Linked DNA regions of Homo sapiens: region 2 is linked to region 1. Evidence: chromatin loops called from intact Hi-C (ENCODE). Cell type or tissue: MCF 10A. All regions are shown on one strand. Each heading gives the region's core, and the rest is flanking DNA. Links, peaks and the distances in the headings are about the cores only.

Evidence for each region. Peaks named below come from ENCODE experiments on the same cell type or tissue, not always from the same donor. Only the 100,000 strongest peaks of a DNase experiment are listed, where the experiment ranks them.
Region 2: it touches region 1 in a loop (2.9-fold over the local background); 7 of 110 quality-filtered maps call a loop at or near these places.

Annotation. Positions count from the first base shown.
Region 1 is chr1:197,517,041-197,528,037 of GRCh38, reverse strand. All of the region lies in intron 20 of DENND1B (DENN domain containing 1B), which reads left to right. Among named protein-coding and RNA genes, the nearest start is that of DENND1B, 250 kb to the left of the region's middle. In MCF 10A, for the core only: CTCF peaks have their summits at 6,496, 6,695 (motif pointing left), 7,881 and 8,087 (motif pointing left); a DNase peak (open chromatin) is centred at 6,707.
Region 2 is chr1:198,352,762-198,363,758 of GRCh38, reverse strand. No RefSeq gene overlaps it. Among named protein-coding and RNA genes, the nearest start is that of ATP6V1G3, 180 kb to the left of the region's middle. In MCF 10A, for the core only: a CTCF peak has its summit at 4,505 (motif pointing right); a DNase peak (open chromatin) is centred at 4,528.

The sequences.
Region 1 (10,997 bases), core at 3,760-8,759:
TAGGAATTCATTGGACTCTGGGAATAAAATAAATGTAATTAAATACAATGTTTCTTGTTCGGATGATGTAATAGATTTCGGAAAACTGTATACTTGTTGGGATCTTTGGAAAAATACTATCTATTGAATAGTTTGCCTTACTGGTCAGGAAAGAAATGGTGTACTCAGTGTTTATAGAGGAGAGTAACCACTTACTTTTGACCAAAAAAAAAGTGATTGTAAATCAAAAAAAGAAAGATAGTTGTTACATGGGGTGAGAGTGGGGCAGAAAATTAGAAAGAATACTTTACTTTGTAAAATAAACGTTTACAAAATAATACAAATAATTGAATCAAATCATGATAAGCAAGACAATCTTTATTTTTATCACTGTGTAATTTGGCTCAGTATTGAGAACACTGTTATCAAGCTGAAATGTTAAAGTAATAAGAAAATATTGTAAAACTTCAAGCGATAGGCCAGGCACAGTCGCTCATGCCTGTAATCCCAGCACGTTTGGAGGCCGAGGCAGGCGGATCACTTGAGGTCAGGAGTTCGAGACCAGCCTGGCCAACACGGAGAAACTCCATCTCTACTAAAAATACAAAATTAGCCAGGCATAGTGATGCATGCCTATAATCCCAACTACTCGGGAGGCTGAGGCAGGAGAATCACTTGAACCCGGGAGGCAGAGGTTGCGGTGAGCCAAGATCATGCCAAACTCTGCCTCAGAAAAAAAACAAAAACAAAAAAAAACCTTCAAGTGATCAACTCTTTTGAAATAAGTTAAGTGAATGTTCTTCTTTTAACACACGTCCATGTCCATAAAAAAAATACTGCCTAAATGAAAACACATTTTAGCAGTCAGCGTTCCAAAGATATATGTAGACTAATTATATTAATACTAATGTCAATAATTTATAAATTGATCTTTTGAGTTCACTTTGAAAAATACACTCTCCATATTGTTAATGTGACAGAAAGTTATTTTTCTCTTTTGTTTCTCTGTTGAAATAATATTAATTTCCAAAATATTAAATTTGATTATAATTAAATGTTTGTTTTAAATCAGTTATGGATTACAAGGGTGCCCTCTAGTGGACATTATGTAGTACTTTCCTTAAAAGAAGATAGTTACACAAAAAATTTTTAGCGCCTTTCAGAATAGTGTGTCTTTTAGAAACACAACAGAATACACATTGAGACCTTTATATTGTCATAAGATTATTCAAGAACATAATTCTATCAAATAAATAATTCAAAACCAGCTCCTTTCAATAACTTGCTTGGACTTCATTTTTAAAATGTTTAGCTCTGCTGAACAATACTAGTATATTAATAACATATAATGGAAGATAATCTTTTTATGTGAACATGTTCAGTATATATTTTGAGACATTTTAAAGTTGACATGTACCTTAATGTTGTAATTTTACTCTTCAAATTTATTGCCAGAAATGACTGACATTTATTACAATGTCTTGAAACAAAAACAAAGGTACTCAATTTCTCCATTTAGTAAATCTAGTGAATACTACCATTCTAGACTTTACATCAGTAATCACATCATTAATATTTTTTCCTCCCTATATTCTGTCCTATTTGACTTTGTTTTTTTTCCCTGTTGCCTTTTTTGTTTGTAAGGGGTCTTGATTAAATTAACAACAGTTCTCTATTCCAAAAGTGCCTACCTTTTGTAAACAAATTATTATTGTTTTCCAAGAATCTTAGGATAAAGAAATGCTGATTTTCTTCTGGTTTTGAATATAGAGCTGCTTTTAAAGTTTGTCAGAGATCAATGCTGGTGTTGATGAAAGGAAAAACCAGTCTTTTCTTTGTAGGGCTACTGCTGCTGCCTATTAGTGTCCCCCAAGAGAAAGGAATTTTCAGAAATGTCAATAGATCTCTAACTATGGGGGTATAATAGGATCTTATAATTTGAGCTGGATTTGTATCTGCTACACATTGTTATATTTCCTAACATGTTTTCCTAACATAAAACACTAGAATAATACATAAATATCTTAAGTTGGCCTGTGCGCCTATACTAATTACAAAATAGGACTATGTTTTTCAACCTTCTCTGAAGTTTCTTTATGGCTTTTCTAACATATGAATATAATATCAGTTATTTCACAGATCTGTTCTCTTTTTGCCTTTATTAGTGTCTTTGACGTTTATAGTAAATGCTTTTGAAAACTAGTATTATTTGATTCTGACACCAAAATATAATTGCAATTTCTGTTAAGACCTTTGATTCATTTAACACCAGAAGCATTTTAATACTCTACTTATGTGTGATTCCACACATACACATTTATGTTCATTATATATTAATATGGTAAATCTGAGAAATAAAATGCAGCTATAATTATTTTACTAACAAATATTTTAACCCTTAGCTGTATATTTTTTGAAAACATAATTTACTAAGGTGATTGAAAATAATATGGTTCTTTTCTTCAGTACTGACTTCTAAATTATTTATCCCAGCTAGAAAAGTCATCTTCACATTAGTTAGTGAGAGGAACTGAATTCTGTGTCTTACTGATAATACAGTAGACTTGTCATGTATTAAGAAACCTTTTTAAATGTTGAAATATTGAAACCCTGTCAACAAAAGTGAAATTGCAAATAGCTTACCATTTATCAAAGGGTTACTGACTTATTTATTTTGTTTTGAGAATACTATTTAATAGTCTTATAAAACTTGTATTTGCACTGATCAATAATCTTTTGGTCCTGAAAAGTTAGTGCAGGGTCTTTGGTAGAATTTGCATTTTCAAATATTAAAGACCAGAAAAAAATAATGAAACAATGTATTTTAAAAATTTAAAATTGATATAATTACTTGGCATATGAACTATCTTTAAAAGTTGGCTAAAAGTATTAACAGTTCACAACCATACTACATATAAACACAGGTGAATAATGAGACCTCCTGTGAATACAAGACCTTCTTTCTACCTATTAACACACTTCAGTGAGAGACAGTCTTTTAGAATCCCTGATAGAGTGCTGCCATTGAATGGGTTTTTATGTAGTTTCTGATTAACAATGGGGAAATGAATTATAAACTACTGTGTTTCTGGGATCTTTTAGATAGAAACTAAACTTCCTAATCTGTGTTCAGTAAAAGCAGTCTGTAAAGGGGTCAGTTCTGATTTCTCATATTCTCTCTAAAATCTAATATGCAGATTTCTTTAGTCAAATTCTAGAACAGACCCCAACTTAGCATTAATAAGCATTTAATGCATTGTGAACATAATGGACATACCATAATGGAGAGTCTGTCTAATTCAGTTCAACACAACCAGTATCTAGCGTGTGCTGGTTTACAGCTTTCGAGATTGTATACCTCCTCTGAACACCTACTTTGTGCTAGGCCTGCTGATCTAGAGCTTTCAAGATCACTTATCTCCTCTTAACTTACTAAGGACCATTATTTACAAATTCAGAAAGACTTTACTTCATTGATGTTTATTTTTACTCTTCCTTTTTACATCCAACCATCACCCTCATCACTTAATAGAAAGACCCCCTGCGGGAATGTAAAGATTCCAGGCTTTGTAGTATAAGAGATCAGGATCAGAACAGTGTGCCGCTTGGATGGTATGTGAACTTGAGTAACTTTCCTAACTTCTCTAATCCTCTTAGCCCTCAGATCTATAAAATATTGATAATTATATCCACTTCCATAGAGTTATTGTGAAGATTAGAATTAGTGTAGTGACAGAATTTGTTCTTCCAGCAGTCACCAGAAGTTTCATAAATATTAGTAATATTGTTTATATCCTGTCAACTTTTAACAACAACATACCAAAAAAAAATTAATGAATGCCAACTATGCGTTGGGAGCAGAATGAATTAGACTGGTTTCTAATATCCCTCAGTTCTTGGATGCTCTGTTTTGTTTCTTCTTGTTGATTTTTTTGTTTGTCTTATTTTTCCTGCTCTCTTCTTCCTTTGTGTTTCATTTTGAATAATTTCTATTGACCTGTCTTAAAGAGCACAGAATCTTTCCTTAGTCTTCCAATGGGCCCATCAGAAGAATTCTTCATGTCTTACATCATTTGAGTTTTTTTTATCACTTGACTTAAAAAAAAAATAGATTCCATTTCTCTGCTATCGTTCCATCTATTCATGCATGTTGTCCATCTTTATTTTTCTTGCTTTTTCATGTCTTATAATTCTTAATTGAACAATGGACCCCATGTATAGAAAGAGTTAAACAGCATTTACACCCAGAAATGGGTAGAAACAGTTAAATAGTATTTACACCTAGAAACTGGCAGGCTCTTCTTCTATCATGCTGTTTGTATAAGAGGCTGAGTCCATCGGAAAATGAACTGGATTTTGATTTTGTTGATATCATTGCCTGTAATGGGCTGCTATTATCTTGTGCTTAGAGTAGAGTCTTCTAAAGAAGGTACTGGAAAGCTTTCTCAGTGTTCTTGCTTCACTCTGAGCTATCAGCAGTCCTGGAACCCCTGAGCTATATAGAGGCTTTTCTTTCAATGTTTTTGCCCCTCCAAAGCAGTTAACATCTGTGACTAGTTAGTTGATCCTAGCCTTATGTGTTCTCTATGCTTGTCTTAAGTGGGCCATGCGCCCCCGTGCCTTAGGAGTGGGACTTTCTTAGCATCCTTCCACTTTCTTTTCATGGCAGAGAAACTTCCTTATATCTGTGATTGGTCTTAGGTGGCCGAGGCTTTTCTGCCCTGCTCAGTGGTAGTAGACCTCTGCTTGGTATCAATATAGGATTCTGTTCTTAAGAAGGCTTCTTATTCTTCCCTAGGGCAGATAAAGGTTTTACTTCTACATTTCCCCCAGCAGTCTTGGGAGGCAGTGAGTTTGTCAGCAGTTTAAGGCTTTTGTTTTATATAAATGAATGTCCTCAAAGGTCATTGGGACTTCATGCCTGTCCCTGTGCAGCCTGTCACTTCCTGCAAGCCTGAACCACCAAGGGGAGTGCTTTTCAGTCTCCTGTACTGCTCCCAATTTTTCTTATGAGCACGAGGTAGTAGAGTTACCTCAATTGGAAATAAAATTAAAGAAATTTACATATGGAAAAGAGCTTGCGTGTGCAAACTCCCCCTGTCTTTGAGACGCTCAGCTATTCTAAGCTGACATGTTAGCCCATGGTTGGCCTTTAAGACCTTATTGACATTTTAGCAGATTTTTTTCTTACCTGTTTATATGGCAGCTACCTCTTCCCTTGTGCTTTGCCAATGGTGAAATTAATCCTGTCTCTCATCTCTCCTTGGAGGAGCTTCTAATATATGAAATTCAGTTTACTTGGTTGACTTGCAACACAGGTCTCATAGGTTCAACAAAAATTATGATTTTTTAAAAAGATTATCCAGCTTTTTCTCATTGTTAGGATGGGAGTGACATTCTCTTGCAGGTTTTACCTTCTAAGTTGAAGTGGAAGTGATATTAGAAGCAAAACAAATGAAAAGATATGATTCTTAGTCTCAAGGATTTGGTAAGAGAGGAATGTACTTAAAATTAAACACTGCCTTTATAATGGAGAATATATCAGATGACAGTTGAGTGGTAGAGAAATAAGTGAATAAAACTGACAAGGATTCTGAAATCACTATGGACTGGGAGAATTGGTAAAGGGTCCTTGGATGTGTTACGGCCACATCAGAATCTTTCCTAGTGACCTAGTCTCACATAGCAGTCACCTGCTCAAGGAATGTAATTCTGATGCTTGTGTAAAATTTTGTGTCCTTAGCCTAATAATAACAGCCCTTAATCAACTGAATTCATCAGACTTCACCAAATACGTATCTTGATAATCTTCCAGTTTGCCTTTTTGCCCTGACACGTATGTTTTCAGCATATTTCGCAAAGTATGTTCAGCTCTTGTCTCTTCATCCTGACATCTCACCTACCTGGAACATTAGCACTCTTATTATTCTGAAACTACCACTTGCCTTAAAAAATGAGATTTATAGCTTGCCATTTTTAGAGCTAGCCTTTCTCAGGCTAGTTCTTGGACATTTATTTCTTCTGGGTCTCTCTGGACTTATTTATCTAGCATAGTTATGATGAAAACAGTTCTGTTCATGAGTCAGAACACTTGGGTTGGAGTCACATTCTGTCACTTATGATTTACCTTGTCTTGCCCAAGTCACTTTGCTTTGTTAATCTTTTGGTTTCCTAATATGTAAAATAGAGAAAATGTTCACCAAATTTGTTGTATAGTAGATATTTAAATGAAATAAAATACAGTACATAAAGTAGCTAACACATTGAAGCAAGTCAATCATGGGTAAGTCTTTTAACTCTTTAGTTATTACCTATACAAATTAAAACACATCTTTTTAAAGCTTGTTTTGAATTATAAACTGCCATGCATTTTAAGATGTCACTATTATAATTATACATTATTATTTAATTTATTCACATATTATTTCATGCAGGTATTTTTTTCTTAGGCTGCAAAATACATAAGCTTGGGGATTTGTTGTAGACTTTAGATAAGCAAGGTAACACTTCTGGATCTCAGTTGCCTCAACTGTAAAATGGAGGGTAGTACAGATTGTACCTACTTTCAAAAAATTTATGTATTACAAGCATCTTAATTTTCTTATGTCTAAAAAGTTATATTTTCTCATTCGTCTGCCTATATCCCTTATTCCTTCCCCTCCCAAACCCCAGGAATTTAAATTTACCCTGCATTTTGCCTTTTTAATATTTGTCTGCCACCTGGTGATCAAAATGGTAACTGCAAGGTTAACAGTCTCCTTGGTGCATCAGGGGAGTGATTTTCATCATTCTACTTTCTGATTCACTTTCTGGAAACCATTGCAGTGAAAAGAAAGATTTATTTTGCTTACTGTAACGAAACTAAACTTATTTCTTGAGATCTCCTCAGACATTAAGTTCTATGATTTTGTGTCTTGGTCCTTCTACCTCTGTCACATTTTGTGTACATTTTCTTACATTTTTTTCTTTCATATAAAATACTTTTCCTTCTTGTCTTTACCAGTATATATTTTTTCACTTAGTGTCCACCTGTAGGGTCAGTGTTTCTAGTAGAATATCTCCTCTAGTAAGTTGTATTGCATGCTGATAGCCTTTTTCATTAGTTTAGTACCTTTTCACATTCTTAGCAAGCATCCCTTGTTATACGAATGTTCACTTCATGAATTTTTACATATATTAGATGTGTACTTGACATTTTACATTTTCAGGGGAGCAAAACTTTTACAATTATGTGTGTTTAGGCCCTAGGAGCAGTCTAATTGAGGTTGTGTGACATCCAATTCCCCATTTTATTCTTAATTCTTTGTATCAGAATGATATAAAACTTTGCTTATTTTGTTTTCTCATGATGTATTTTACATCCAAAAAAATGTACCCTTGTTTTGCACAGTACTGTCTTTCAAGAGAGTTACTAATTTGCACAGCATCAACATGACTAGTGAAATAACCAGTGTTAATGTGATAGCTACACCAGGTCTGTACAGTTCAGAAACTTCTATACCTTCTTATTTGATCTCAGAATTTACCGATGTTTATAATATGTAGTTACAGTTATATTATTAGCTGACTGGACCTATTTTTTCATTATTTAGGAACATCAACAATTTGACACTACTTATCAGTATTAATGGTCATTTAATGTAAGATTTTCATCTATGATCAAAAAGTTTATCAATTATGTTCATACAATGAGGAATAAAGTTTTTATTTATAACTGCTCTACTATATGTAGTATTTTGGCATTTCACCCTATATTTTTTAAGTGTCTTGAGAAAAGGGAACATCTTTTTCATTTATTTTGTTATGCTTCACAGCATGGAAGGCAGTAGTATGCATGTAATAAGTGCTTAATGGATGTTGAAGTGAAGAGATGCTAAGAACTGAAAGAAAAATGAGATACAGCTACTGACTTTCAGGGAATACGCAGTAGCAGCTTTCAGTAGGTTCTCAATAAATATTTCTTGATTAGATGGATTTCTATTGCTCTTCATTATCAGGACCTGTAAGTCCAGAGGCTATCCCATGCCTGCCTGCCCCTACTAAATTCTCATCTCCCATACTTCCCTGCTAAATCTATGATTTCCCCCACCTTACTATTATAATCCCCCTTGAATTTAAATTTCCAGCTTTTGCCTTCTTAATATATGTCTGCCATCTAGTGATTAAGAGGATAACTGCAAGTCTTAATGGGCCCCTTAAAAAATCCCATGTACCAACATAAGCCCCAATCCACAATGCACCAATAGTTACCTTTCATTCCTTAGTATTTGCCCTGATTGTCCCACCACTGGACATTTGCACATATTGCTACATCTTCCATCATCTAACTAACCTACTAACTTTTCAGAGCTCAACTCAAATATCTTTCAGGGAAAGACTTCCCTTGACCTCCCACACTAGGTCAACTTCCTGAAGGGCTTTCATAGCAATCATAGTTTAGTACAAATTAACCGAAGTCATAATTTTTATGCTTATTTGTATGACTGTTCAATTTAATTCATGTCTCATTTACTAGAATATAATATCCATGAGGACAAGGGGCCTCTTCTTAGTTATCACTGTGCTCTAGCGTGTAGCCCAATGCCTGGCACAAAGCAGGCATTTCTTTAATCTTTGTTGAATGAATGAATATAATACCCTTCTGTGCCTCATGGACACTAAAAATGTTTATGTCAGTGAACTAGTATAGTACTTTATCCTTTATGTTTTTCTTATCAGTTCATTAATAGGTTCTCAGCAAAAACTACCTACTATGTATAAAGATATTCATTTATTCAGAAAACATTTCTGCCTGACCTAAAGAATAATTTTACAATAAAAATAAACTTATGACTCATATTTTAATTAGCTCATTAATTAATATGGAAACCCCAGTAAGGTGGTATAAAGGACAATCTGAAAAAGAGAAACACTCGAGTACTGAAATGTATATGCTGACAGATACAAAACCATAATATCCACAATGTAATAATTACATCTTCACTGGACAAAATTTACTTGCATCTCTATGGACAAGAAACATTTGCATTACCGTCAGTCTTTCACAAGTTAATTTCTATCTTTACAGAGCTATAAAAATAGAACCTATGAATGGTGCAGACCTGTATAGTATCAGAAAAACCTGGAAAAGAATGCTAGACAGCACTCAGCATTCCACTGGGAGGATAGCAATATTTTTTTTGCCCATTTCAAAGTCTTTCACAGTTTTCCCGACAGTCTCCCCACTTGTGTTCATAATAATCTCTAAGATTGTTCTTAGTCACAAAAAGAAGACTGTTCTTACTAGATTTGGCCTATTTATGTTGGGGCAACCAGAAAGCTAATTAACCATTTAAGCCTTCTTGAGTTTGCATTGTAAATCTAGAGCCATGCAGTATTGACTAGCTAAGCCTTCAGAATTTCCTTACTTATGTAAATTTTCATAAGAAACCTCAGATTGAGCCTATATAGTCTCTGCTATTTGCTATCTTGAAGCTAAGCAACTAAGCCCAAGAAAACTTGCCACCATATGGTTTACCTGAAACATCTGTAAATTAAGGTGAGTTCCTCTTGAGATTCTCCAAATTTGCTAAGGTTCCTGGTTTTCTAGAAAAAGGCCTTCCTTACCCCAATAAGGTTGGACTTTCTCAGGCAGACAGCATGTAAGTTTTCCTGGGAGGGTTTTGTGGGCATTAACTGCATAAATACAACAACCTCTTTGTTCCATTCTAGTGGATTGTCATTACTGCCACTTAAGATAAGGCGTTGGTTATACAATTTGTCCAATTATATCCTGGCAAGATAGTTGAAGACAATGAAAGATGCAGAGCACTACAAAACTTGATAACCCCCACAGGACCTTCTAGACAGCATTCATAATTCCACTGGTCAGACACCTCATAATCATTTTGCTCCTTTCAGAGTCTTTTGCAGTTTTCCTGGAACTAGTATGTATGACACAATGTGCTAGATTCTGAGGGCACAAGAGATAAATTAGCAAGGCAAGGGGTCTGCCCTCAAAAGCCTACTGTACGGTGGGAGAGAGAATGTAATGGCATATAAATTAATTGGTGAGCAAGGGAGTGTTTCCTGGAAAGATAAACTCTTGAGCCAAGGTTTGAAGGATAACTAAAAAACAAACAAACAAACAAACAAAACATGGGGAGGCTGGGGGGAAGAGCCAGGAAGAAAGAAGTTTTGGTAGCATGTCAGCCCACGTGTAGGACAGAGGCAGAAGACATTGAGAAGTATACAAGAGAAGGAGACGGTTTAGTAGTGTGGAGCAAACATCTTTATGGCAGGTGAAGCCTCCAGAGAGGCTGCCATAGCCAGATCCCTCTGTGCAAGGCAAGTAGTATGAGCTTTATCCTGAAGACTGTAAGGGGCCATTGAAGGATTTCTTTAAATAGGAGTATAGCATGATTAGGTTTGCCTTTTAAAAAGATCACTCTGTCAGCAATTTACAGACTGTAACATTCTACAAGACAGAATAATAGAGACTCAATATGGGGTAGGCAGTTACTACGTATTTTTGAATGAAAATCGATGTGTATAGACAAAGACAGTGCAAAGAGGATAAATGTAAGAGAAAAGTGTTTCTTGTAAAGGAATCATATGCAAAGGTCCTGTGCTAGGACAAATCAGGACAAATATAAGGGGTTGAAGAAGGCCATGGTGATACCTTTGGTTAGAACAAAGGGAACCCTAGGGTGCAGACCTTGAACTTGCAGGACCTAATGAATGAAAGGCAAGTGAATGTCATTTATTCCTTTTTTCTTTTCATCAGCAAATAGTTATTGAGAAACTTCTGTAAGCTGCTATTCTGTACTTCCCCCAAGTAAGGCAACAGCCACATTTAATTATTCTCTGAATTTCTAGCATCTCTTTAATCCACAAACACCCAGTAAGCACATCCTCATTCATGCTACTACTGTCTTCCATGCTAGGAAGGCATACAGTAGGGTGCAAAGGGCACAAAGAAGTATGAAATTTGAATCCCACTTATAGAGAGCTCTGAGTGTAGTGGTGCAGGCAGACAC
Region 2 (10,997 bases), core at 2,257-7,256, 840 kb before region 1:
GTATTTGTGCTTCAACCACACACTTATCCTGAACCTGGCCAACCACCTTTTTTTGAATGAACCAGATACATGTAATATACCAATCAAGTGATATAGGAATGGCTCTGAGCAACAATAATGTAATCCTGCATCCCCTACATTTACTTTTTAATGAAATCTATGTCCTACATTCTAAAAGACAGCAAACAATTGTAATTTTTCAACTAAGTGAAAAAGCTATAGAGACTATCCAGATAGACCAATAGAAATGCATCCTCAATTGGGTGGCTAATCTTTGGAGAGCAGGGAGATCACATTCCTTCTTCCATAGGTACTGAATCTCTGCCATGTATCTCAAAGGAGAAGGAACTGTGGGTCTCTTTTGCCAATTCAAAAGCACATGCATGCACGCAGGTATCATGAAAACAGCATCAAGGCAGCATAACTGTACATACCTAATATTATAATGTGAATTAAATTTTAATAGAGTCATGACAGAAAACTTCCACAAGTCAACTTAACCTGTAAGCATATTGTGCCAAGTTTTGAAGGAGAAAACAGGCAAGTTTGGGAAGGTATTCCCGAAGGGAAGAAAATATGAATTCTAAATACTATGTAGCCAGAGATCATCTTTTCATTTAGCATGACAAGTAAAACTACTACTTAACCTGAGTCTGTCTTCATCTTGTATCTCCCAGAGACATCAGATGTTCACTAACAGCTTAATCCCTTCCAACTAGGATAGAAGGGACAAAAAAAAAAAAAAAAAAAAAAAGTCTCCCCTGATAAACTTCCATAACCTAACAGTTTATGTGTGGCACTGATTCTATGTTTCTACTTTCATAAGGTATTTATTTTAAAATCAATAATAAAATAATATCTTTTACCAGTTAAACTGTCATCTTGTGAAGGAACATTTGACAATTGATTGTTTGATAAATGAAAACAAGCTAAATGTTGGTTAATTAAGTCACTGAGCCATGTGTTCGGTTTTTTACGGGCATCTAGTATGCAGTAGTAATGACATAGACATTGGGACCCAAGAATAAATGAGGCACGATCTCTGGACTCAAAGAGCCCAGTATCTAATGCAAGTGACATTAATGATGGTAAACATAAGAGTGAAAAACAGAGGTATAAACATGGTGGAAAAGTCAGGATAAGCTTCAATGAGGATGGAAGAGTTAAAATTAGGTCTTAAAGAATAAGGAGAAATTTGTCAATTGAAGAATAGGTGAGAATCACAGGAGCCAGTATTTGAAAAGATTCAGAGTAATGAAAAGGTTTGATATGGTAAGAAATTGTGGTAAAGGCTGACTAGTGAGAGGTAGAAAAAAAAACTAAAAGAAAAATAAGAAGAAAAAGAAGAAGTTGAAGCCTGTGTTGAAGGACTGTATATACCATGCTTCAGAGTCTGACATTTATTCCAAAGGCTATGACAACCCATCAAAAGTTTATAAGCTTGGGAAAAGGGGAGACAGTATAAGATATGTGTGTTGAAAAGAATTCCAGCACAGTGTCTGGCACTAATAGGCACTCAGTATGTATTTGATAATGAAAAATGAATATGAAGGTTGTACTGGAGAAAGACACACTGAAGAAAGAGAGGCTAGTTTTATAATTATTGAAATATGGATGAAAGAATAATGACAGCCTACAGATAGGAGCAGGGGAAATAAACAGAAAAAAAAACTGACCAAACACTCATTAAGGTGGTATAATTGACTTAACTAGTTTAGAGACTGGATGTTTAAGGAGAGAGGAAAGAGCCTAGAACTCCTGGATTTCATGTTTGTGTGATTTGACGGATGGGAGTTCCAATAATGGAGAGAAAAAGAAAACAAAAGGATCAGGTTTCTGTGGGAAAATTGTGTCTGCCACTTATACCTATTATAATGTATATGTATGGACAAAATCAACTTTAACATGGCTCCCCTTTAGGTTTCAAATTCCAGGAATGCCTTATTTATTGTTTTATATCCCATAGCATAATTATGGGTACAAACTAAGAGTTCAGTTTTTATTTAGAGAAGAAAGCAAGAAAGAAAGAAGAGAGAAGCAGAAAGCAGGAAGGAGAGAAGAGGGAGGAAGAGGGAGAAAAGGAAGGGAAGAAGGGCAGGAGGAGACAATCGTGACACAGTAGTAGAGGGTCTGGAGTTCAGCAGAGAAGTGCACAGGTCTGCATGTAGAATCACTGGCATAAAACCCATATTTGATTTGAAAATCATTGCATCAGTGGTGTTGCATAATTGCAGCTTTAACTTCTCTGTTCCAATATAGTTTTTTTTAAAAATCAACATATTGCTTCCTGGTTACAGGGTATTTTTTACATAAGCTTGTATCTATTGCTAGTAGAGCTGCATCAACATTGTTAATATTTCAGGTAGCATCTGTAATTGAAATAGTATCCTATGTTAATTTTAAAGAATCCCGAAATCATACTTGCAAACTAACCGGTCTTTATTTGAATTCCCATATGGAGTACTGGAACATCTTCAACAATACATTTTCACTGTCCCATCTCAAGTAATAAGGGACAAGTGTTCGGAAAACCACAGACAGTCTAATGGACACAGAAAGATGGATCCCTGAAACTAAAGTTTTCAGGACTTACAACAAAAGCATACATGCCGTATTCAAGCAACAACTATCAATTTGCCAATCTGATGTTAAAATATTGAGTTCATCTCTCATAATTTTGATATTGTCTCTACCAACTGTTTAGAATGAGGATTGAAATTAGCATAAAGGAAGAACAGGGAAAGGATGAATTGCACAGGGTGAATAAAAATCACTCTGTATATTTGAATATGTAGCATCAAATATTTTTTCACACTTAACTCAATTTTGTCTTTAGTATAGGCCTGACTTAATGTAAGATGATTGACAACCTCTCCCTATTTCATCTATTGTAATGTTCTTCAATTGCCTGAGCGCTTCTTAATCAAAAGAAGAGTTCCACACCACCCTTGGATATCAAAGGAGAAGGTTTCTATAGCTATTACTGAATCAAAGAGTTATTCTTTGAAGAACCTAAGGTGAAACATTGAAAAATCCTTCTGGGATACAGATGAAAAATACCACATGTGTGTTTCCCCCAAGTATCCAGTGCGATCCATCAAAAGACTAATAAAAACACAGGCCTACACTCACTTGATAAGTGTATTCATTTCTCCTATTCTTTTCTCACATTTTCTGTGTGGCTGCTGATCTACTAATCTTTCTCACGTGGAGTATAGCTGGACTAAATAAAAATGCCAGCCCTGATTAACGAGTCAGGTGAGAAAATGACCTCTGAAATGCTTTCATTTCAATAAACCTTTTATGCTAAGGAGCCAGGTCAGGGTGGGAGAGACATCATCATGGAAGAGCAAAAGATACATAACACATGAATAATGGTAAGATTTCCTGCATTAAGGCATGTGCTATCTATGGCCATAATGTTGCTGAGTGAAAGTTATTTAATTACTTTGTTCTGGAAACTCAAACCTTTCTGGTTCAAAAGAAGGCATTTATAAAGCCTACTGGGAATTAAGGTAATTAGCGCACATCTCATTATTCAAAAGCTCAATCCTGTGAGACTAAATAATTATAAAATTCAAGTCAGAAATGACTTGACTTTTTTATACTGTGGCTGGTGAATGGAGTCCCTTTTTATTTCTTTTTAAGATGGAAACCTACCCATTTGAAAACAGAAGTTGTTAACTTGCTCCTTGAATTTAACATCTGGTAACATTTTCATCTTTTGCAAACTAGTAAAATGTTGTAGTATTTTTGACAGTGGGAGTTCAGTGCCAGAAGAAATTTTATCAGTACAAAGAGACTACAAAATAGGTTTCTTACTGGGCCACAGGGTTTCTTAATCCTTATCTTACTGCATTAAAAAAGTGCTGCAGGGAAGGTGCTATTTGCCTATAATTTCTCTAGGAATTAATTTAGGGAGAACTTAATGGCAAAGAATGGGATACAACTATTCCCCTATACTGTGTTAATGCATAGAGAGAAATCTGCTGTTGTTTTAATGTTTTAGTTATGGAAAGGCTGTGAGTTTTGCTACTTCACTGGAATCACTTTTCCCTCGTAATCAACCAATTACATCTATCTTTTATCAGACTGCATTTATCACTTGTCAATTTAGTTTTTCAACAATCTTTTATGGCTGTGTGATATTCAAAGACAAACATGTTAAATATTACTAGCAAACTTTTAATATGTTCAAACTCGGGGACCATTGAACAGAGTCATCCCAGGGTGTTTGGCATGTACATTCTGAATGAGCAGAAACGTTTTAACAGAGGCAGCAGTGGTCACAGAGCAGTGCAGTGAAGACAGCACAGGCTGTGGACACAAGAATGCAGATTTATGTTCTGGTTCTGGTAATTATAAATTGTGGAGACCTCCTTAAATTTTGTAAACACTGAACGACCATTTTCTCATCTGTAAAACGGGGGCTGTAAGATATGAGAATTAAGATAATTTGTGAATTACAACTAGCACACTGCTTGGCACCTAACAGGGCTCAATAAACAGTCATGATTCTTGTTATTCCTGCAGGGGGCAGTGTATGAAGCTTAAATTGACAGAAAATATTTTGTAATTGCCTTATAAATTTTGAGCAGAAAGACAATAAAATGCATACACACACACACACGCACATGCACACACGATAGATGTATATATGACAAGGGCTATATAACATTAAAGTGAAACATTTGTTTGCTCAGAAGCCTCTGTATACAAATAAATTACTAAGCAAAGACTTAGAAGCACAAATTACTTTTCTGGATGACTAGGTGGATTATGCTCAATAAATGTTCTGATTAAAAATTTGTGGCTATATCTGATTTGCTTGTGGTATTATGGAAACAACTTACAGGTCAGAAAGAGAATTAACACCTTTTCAAAAGCAAAGCTAAATAAAAACCATTAAAAAAATCTTACGGAAAAATAATGTTGCTATCATCAAAGTGTTCTATGCAGTACTCACATGAAAGGAAAGCAAGGAATCTATCTGAATAGGTTTTATGTACAAAGAAAAAGATTTGTGTTTTATTGTTATTAATATAACATAATCACCCATGTTTTCTGAACACATACTATGTGCCTGACACATGCTAAGTGCTTTTTGTGTGTTGTCTTATTGAATTCTCAGAACTCCAGAAGAAAACAGAAGCTTAGAAAGGTTAATTATTTGCACAAAATCTCACAGCTATAAAGAGAAATAAAGAACCTGAATCTCAAATCAGATCTATCTGACTACAAAGCAGGCATCTCCTCAGTCTAAGATGTGTCTCTGAAATCAAAGCTTTTTTAAAGGCACTGTGAAATTGGAACAATCAGAAATCTACAAAAAACTGTTTTCTTGGAAAAAAGTATCTGGAATTTTCCCACAAAGTGGAAGACACAGTGTATACATCTCCACAATTCTATGTACCACAAGCAAAGATACATAAGTACATGGAAAATAGAAAAACTTGAAAATGTGCAGTTAAGTTTGTAAACACAATAGACAATGACTAGAGGAATGAAATACTCGTTTCAAGAATACATGTCACTGATGTGAAGAATGGGGATAGAAAAAAACTAAACTTACCTTCAGAATGTCATAACAACAACCATAATATGCTTGAAACTAAAGATTCATCAAAATCATAGATCTATAATGACAAATCTCTTAGTTGTTAACATCAGTGAGTGAAACTTCACCCACTGAAGTGAATAGGTGGTAAAGAAAGGTAATGCTATCACTGATCTTATAACCTAAGATAGCAAAGTCTTTGTATTTCAAGACTTGAACAGAAGGAATGGGATAAAAACATTCATTTTACGCTGGAAATTGAGGAGTCACTGCATTTCTCCTTTTTTTAAATCAGCAATCTTGTCTTACATAAGAAGGAACATAGTGGTCCCTTCTCTTCCCTAAGTATGTGTCATTCTGGGTAAGTTAATTTAACCTCAATAAGAGTTAAATGATTTGCACTGCATTTAGAATAACTCTCAGCCGAGTAGATTCGGTTTTTGATAAATAAATATTTCAGTTGCATTTTTTTTTTTTGAGACAGAGTCTCTCTCTGTCACCCAGGCTGGAGTGTAGTAGCATAATTTCAGCTCACCGCAACCTCTGCCTCCTGGATTCAAGCAGTTCTCCTGCCTCAGCCTCCTGAGTAGCTGGGATTACAGGCATGTGTCACCACGCCCCATTAATTTTTGTATTTTTAGTAGAGACAGGGTTTCACCGTGTTGGTCACGCTGGTCTCAAACTCCTGACCTCATGATCTGCCCGCCTCGGCCTCCCAAAGTGCTGGGATTATAGGCGTGAGCCACCGTGCCCAGCTTAGTTGCATATCTAAATAGAAATATTTGTATTACAGTTAATAACTAAAACTTATTTCCTTCTTACCGTGTGCCAACTGCTATAGTAAATATGTGGATTAACTTATTTAATCTTTTCAATAAAGTTCTGAAGTAGGTATCAGATAAGAAAACTGAGATTAGAGATATTAAATAACTTGCTCAAGGCCACGTGGCTGATAAACTGTGGAAGTGAGTATCAACCCAGCCCCCACTCTTAATTCGAAAACTGATAACCATTCTCCTAAAAACAGGAAGAAGAACTCATCATTAAAGAACTAAAGGCATTACTTAATAAGCTTCAAGTGAGTTCTTAAACAAGCCTATATTAAAATTAATCAATACAGAGAATACCTTATATTGTCTTTAACTTAAGAAGGATGTGTGTGCCTGTGAGTATGTATGTAATTTGTCAAAGGCCATTTATGTGAGTCCAAAATATATATTCAAACTCTTACACTTCCAGTATTGATTTACTTCACTATAAACAGACAAAAAGAAAATAGCCACATAAATTAACTTGACCTAATTACGTTAGCCTTGTTCCCTACAGGAACTTTCCGTCTTAATTATTAGCTTTATATCGGACTAAAGACGCCCCTTCTATCCTTGGTTATCCTCCAGCTACACATTTATAAATCCACAGATAATAGCTATCCTTTGTCGAAATCTGTCACGTTCCATGTGCTGTATGAGCCCAAGGTTTCCCAAACCATATTAAGGTAAAAATGTTCTGTGGGATGTAATTAGATAATCCAAGAAAAAACAAGTCTTTCCCAAACAAATAAAGTGATATGTTTAACTGTTAACTAGGTTTCGTTTTTTACTGCAGAATTTCCGGGAACTATTAATGTATTTGCCAGTGTGTATGCTGTGAACCTCCAAGAAGGGGGTTTAGTAAAGTAGCTTTCCCCACATTTATTTGACCATAGAGATTTCAGTTGTTGAGCACAGATTTACATCTCCTGGAGTCCAGTGATCTCCAGAACATACTTTAGTATATGGTACTTTTATATGATCTCTGTTTTACAGATTATAATTTTTAAATATAGGTAATGTTGTCCCCATTATGCAACTGAAACTAAAGCCAAAGTTATCAAGCAGCTCGGCTGAGGCGGCAATTATTATGAGCTGTGACAGGATTCAAATTCAGGTCTGGCTTGATACAAATTGTTCTGCTTTTCCACCTTACAGTGCTACATCCCCCACAAAGAAATGACTTGAAACACTCCCAAAGGCAGGTGCCTGCACACTCCCAAGCCTTCTTCCTCCTGCCAGCGGGAACCTGATATTTGGATGAGAAGGTGAACACCAATAACTGTACCTCTGGCTATCTTTTCTCCTTTTTCCTTATCCTCGGGGGGAAGATATGCCCCATAGATATGACGTCTGAATCTGAAATAATGGATTTTGGGGGAAAAAATTTTTTAATCCACCAGAACATGAGTACAAAAATATCTTTCAAAGACTGCAACCTGTCCTAGGAACATCCGATCATAGACTTAATTCACCTCTGGAGAAATGTGGACCCTTTGGCGTTACTGAATAATCACAGTCAGACGCTTCGCAATAGTGGGCAGATGCGAGGTGGTACAGGACGCCATCTAGTCTCATTTAGGAGTTCATGACCCATACTTCTACCTTTCACATTTGTATGGTTCCTGTCTGTATTAGTCCGTTCTCATGCTGCTAAAAAGAAATACCCAAGAATGGGTAATTAATAAAGAAAAGAGGTTTAATTTACTCACAGTTCTGCGTGCCTGGGGAGGCTTCATGAAACTTACAGTCATGGCGGAAGGCAAAGCAGAAGCAGCTACCTTCTTCACAAGGCAGCAGCGGGAATGCCAGACGGTTATAAAACCATCAGATCTCATGAGAACTCACTCACTATCACGAGAACAGCACGGAGGAAACCACCCCCATGATTCAATTGCCTCCACCTGGTTCCTCCCTCAACACCTGAAAATTATGGGGATTACAATTCAAGGTGAGATTTGAGTAGAGACACAAAGCCTAACCATATCACCATCCCTATGAATACAGCATTTCTTTCCTTATGATAAATAAAAGTAGCCCATCCCTTTTCTAACATGCTCGTAAATAGAATATTGCATATACAAGAATCACATACTTATCTTATTCACTGTAATATCACTCAAACTTTTATTTCTTTTTACAACTTTTATCCTTCCAGCTCCCATTATAATAGCTATAACTTTATTGAGCTTGTCTGTGTGCTGGGTACTTTACCTACTTTTCTAATCCTTACAACTCTGAAAGGTATGTAAAGAAAAATAATTTCTTAACTCCTATGAGTAAATTAGTTTAGGATTTAACTTAGTTGTGAAAACATTTTCTTAGAAATTAATACTTATCTCTTTAATCTAGATTTTTTTGTGATTGTTTATTACAGAAAAAATATTTGTAATTAAACATTTACACAATTAAGCAAATTTAAATACACAATTTTTTCTTTAATGAAGCAAACCTTCTGATCATTTCCACATATGCAGGTAGCAGTATTCCGTTTTAGGTAACATTACCATTATGGCATGGAATTATTTTGAGAATTTGAACTATCCACAAATTATATATTAAAAGTTTTCTCTTTTCTATTCATAGTCCCACTGAAAATCCTGACACCTAAAGACTATATATTAAAAGTTTTCTCTTTTCTATTCATAGTCCCACTGAAAATCCTAACACCTAGAGACTAAATTATAAAATTAAGCCAGGCACAATGGCTCATGCCTATAATCCCAACTCTTTGGGAAGCCAAAGCAGGGGATCACTTGAGCCCACGAGTTCACGATCAGCCAGGGCAAAATAGTGAGACTGCTTTGCTACAAAAAATAAAATAAAATAAGATAAAAATCGACCAGGTATGGTGGCACATACCCATGGTCCCAGCTACTCGGGAGGCTGAGGTGAGAGGATTGCTAGAGCCCAGGAGTTTGAAGCTGCAGTGAACTATAATTGTGTCACTGCACTCCAGCATGGATGACAGAGCAAGACCCTGTCTCAAGAATAATGATAATAATCCACCAGCTTGAACATAAAGTAAAAATGGGAAGGAGAAAGAAGAAAACGTTAAGTGCATGCAAACAAACACATGTTTAAAGAAAAGAAAATTTTGAAAGGTACTACAATTCTAGTTGCTATAATTGGTTATGAGGTTGCAATTGCTATCTATGGCTTCTTTATCCAGTGCCCATTCCATACTTTCCTTTACCTCAGGCAAAACCTCAGCTGCTCTGGGTTCTTTACCTGGTGGAATCATTCAAACTTCCATTTCAAAGGGTCTGAGTTCTTAATTGTCCTGTCTTTTTTGGTTGCTGTTGTTTTCCATTCATCTTTATTACTAGACACGAAAAGTCTAAAAGACCCCCAGACATTCCCATGGGTTGCAGACATTGTCTTCCTTGACCACATTTTACAGCAGCAACCTAATTTGTTCTTGGTGATCAGGTGAAGTTACTTAAGAATTAACCCATTTTTGTTTGCCTGTTGGTTCCGTGCATAACAAGCCCTGTATGCCAAGGTCTTAGTCTCATCATCTGATTTAGTGGAACAATTGTTATGTCCTCTGGTGGAAACATTTCCACGTCAAGGACTAAGAACTCTAAACATGCAGAGCTCAGTTTTTTCTTCACTACCCACTCAAAACTGGCAGTCTTATGAATGATTTTTTTGGCATAAATGTATGAGATATAAGTGCAGTTTTAATACATGCATAGATTGCATAGTGGTCAAACTAGGGCTTTTAGGGTATCCGTCACCAGCATAGCACGCATTGTACCCATTAAGTAATTTAAGAAGCACATTCAAATGTGGTATAGAGTGCCCCCAAAATTCAAGAAACACTTCTGTTTTTCATAGGTGATGCAAGATATAGTAATTTGTTTTTCACTTTGAAGTGGACGTTTCAGCATGCTGCAGACTATTGAACTTTCAGAAACTTCACTAAGGTGGCAGGCCCCTGAATTTCTGCAGGGTTTCACTCCATCATTCGCAAATGTATCATGAAAGCATCTGAAGTATTTGCTACTTCCTGCTCATCAAATCCATTCTGCATAAGACAGATAATGTTTCATGAAATACCTAGATACATTTATGTGGTTTTCATCACTTCAATGTATAATGGATTTATCACTAATCATTTTTGTGTAGGAATAACTTCCAAGACTTACCTTGCTTACTCACTGAACATTGTAACACAAACCTACCTGGCCAGATATCACACAAAGTGTGACTTTTGGCAACCAGTACTGGAAGTAAGTTAGCTGTGAGCAATGAAGAAGAAACAAAGTGTAAAATATGCAAAGGCAGAAGCAAATCTGTAGAAACCCCCTGCGGTTATCAAACATGTATATTTGTAAGTAGATGATTCAGCTTTCATAGATGCTTAGTCAAGATGAAAGTTCTCTTCCATATTTGATGATGAAGCATATAGAAGTGTACACTGAATTTTCTTCTTTTTTATAAAAATCAAGTGAAATAGAATAAACAAGAATTCCTTTATTTGTAGGTTACAAACCCCTGACAATCCCACAAATGGCAAGAATGTCTATGAAATCACATCTAACAATAATTTTTAAAAAACAAATTTTTATCAACCACATAGGGAAAAAGACCAAATTTATGGTTCCATTTTCTCAGTTAGAATT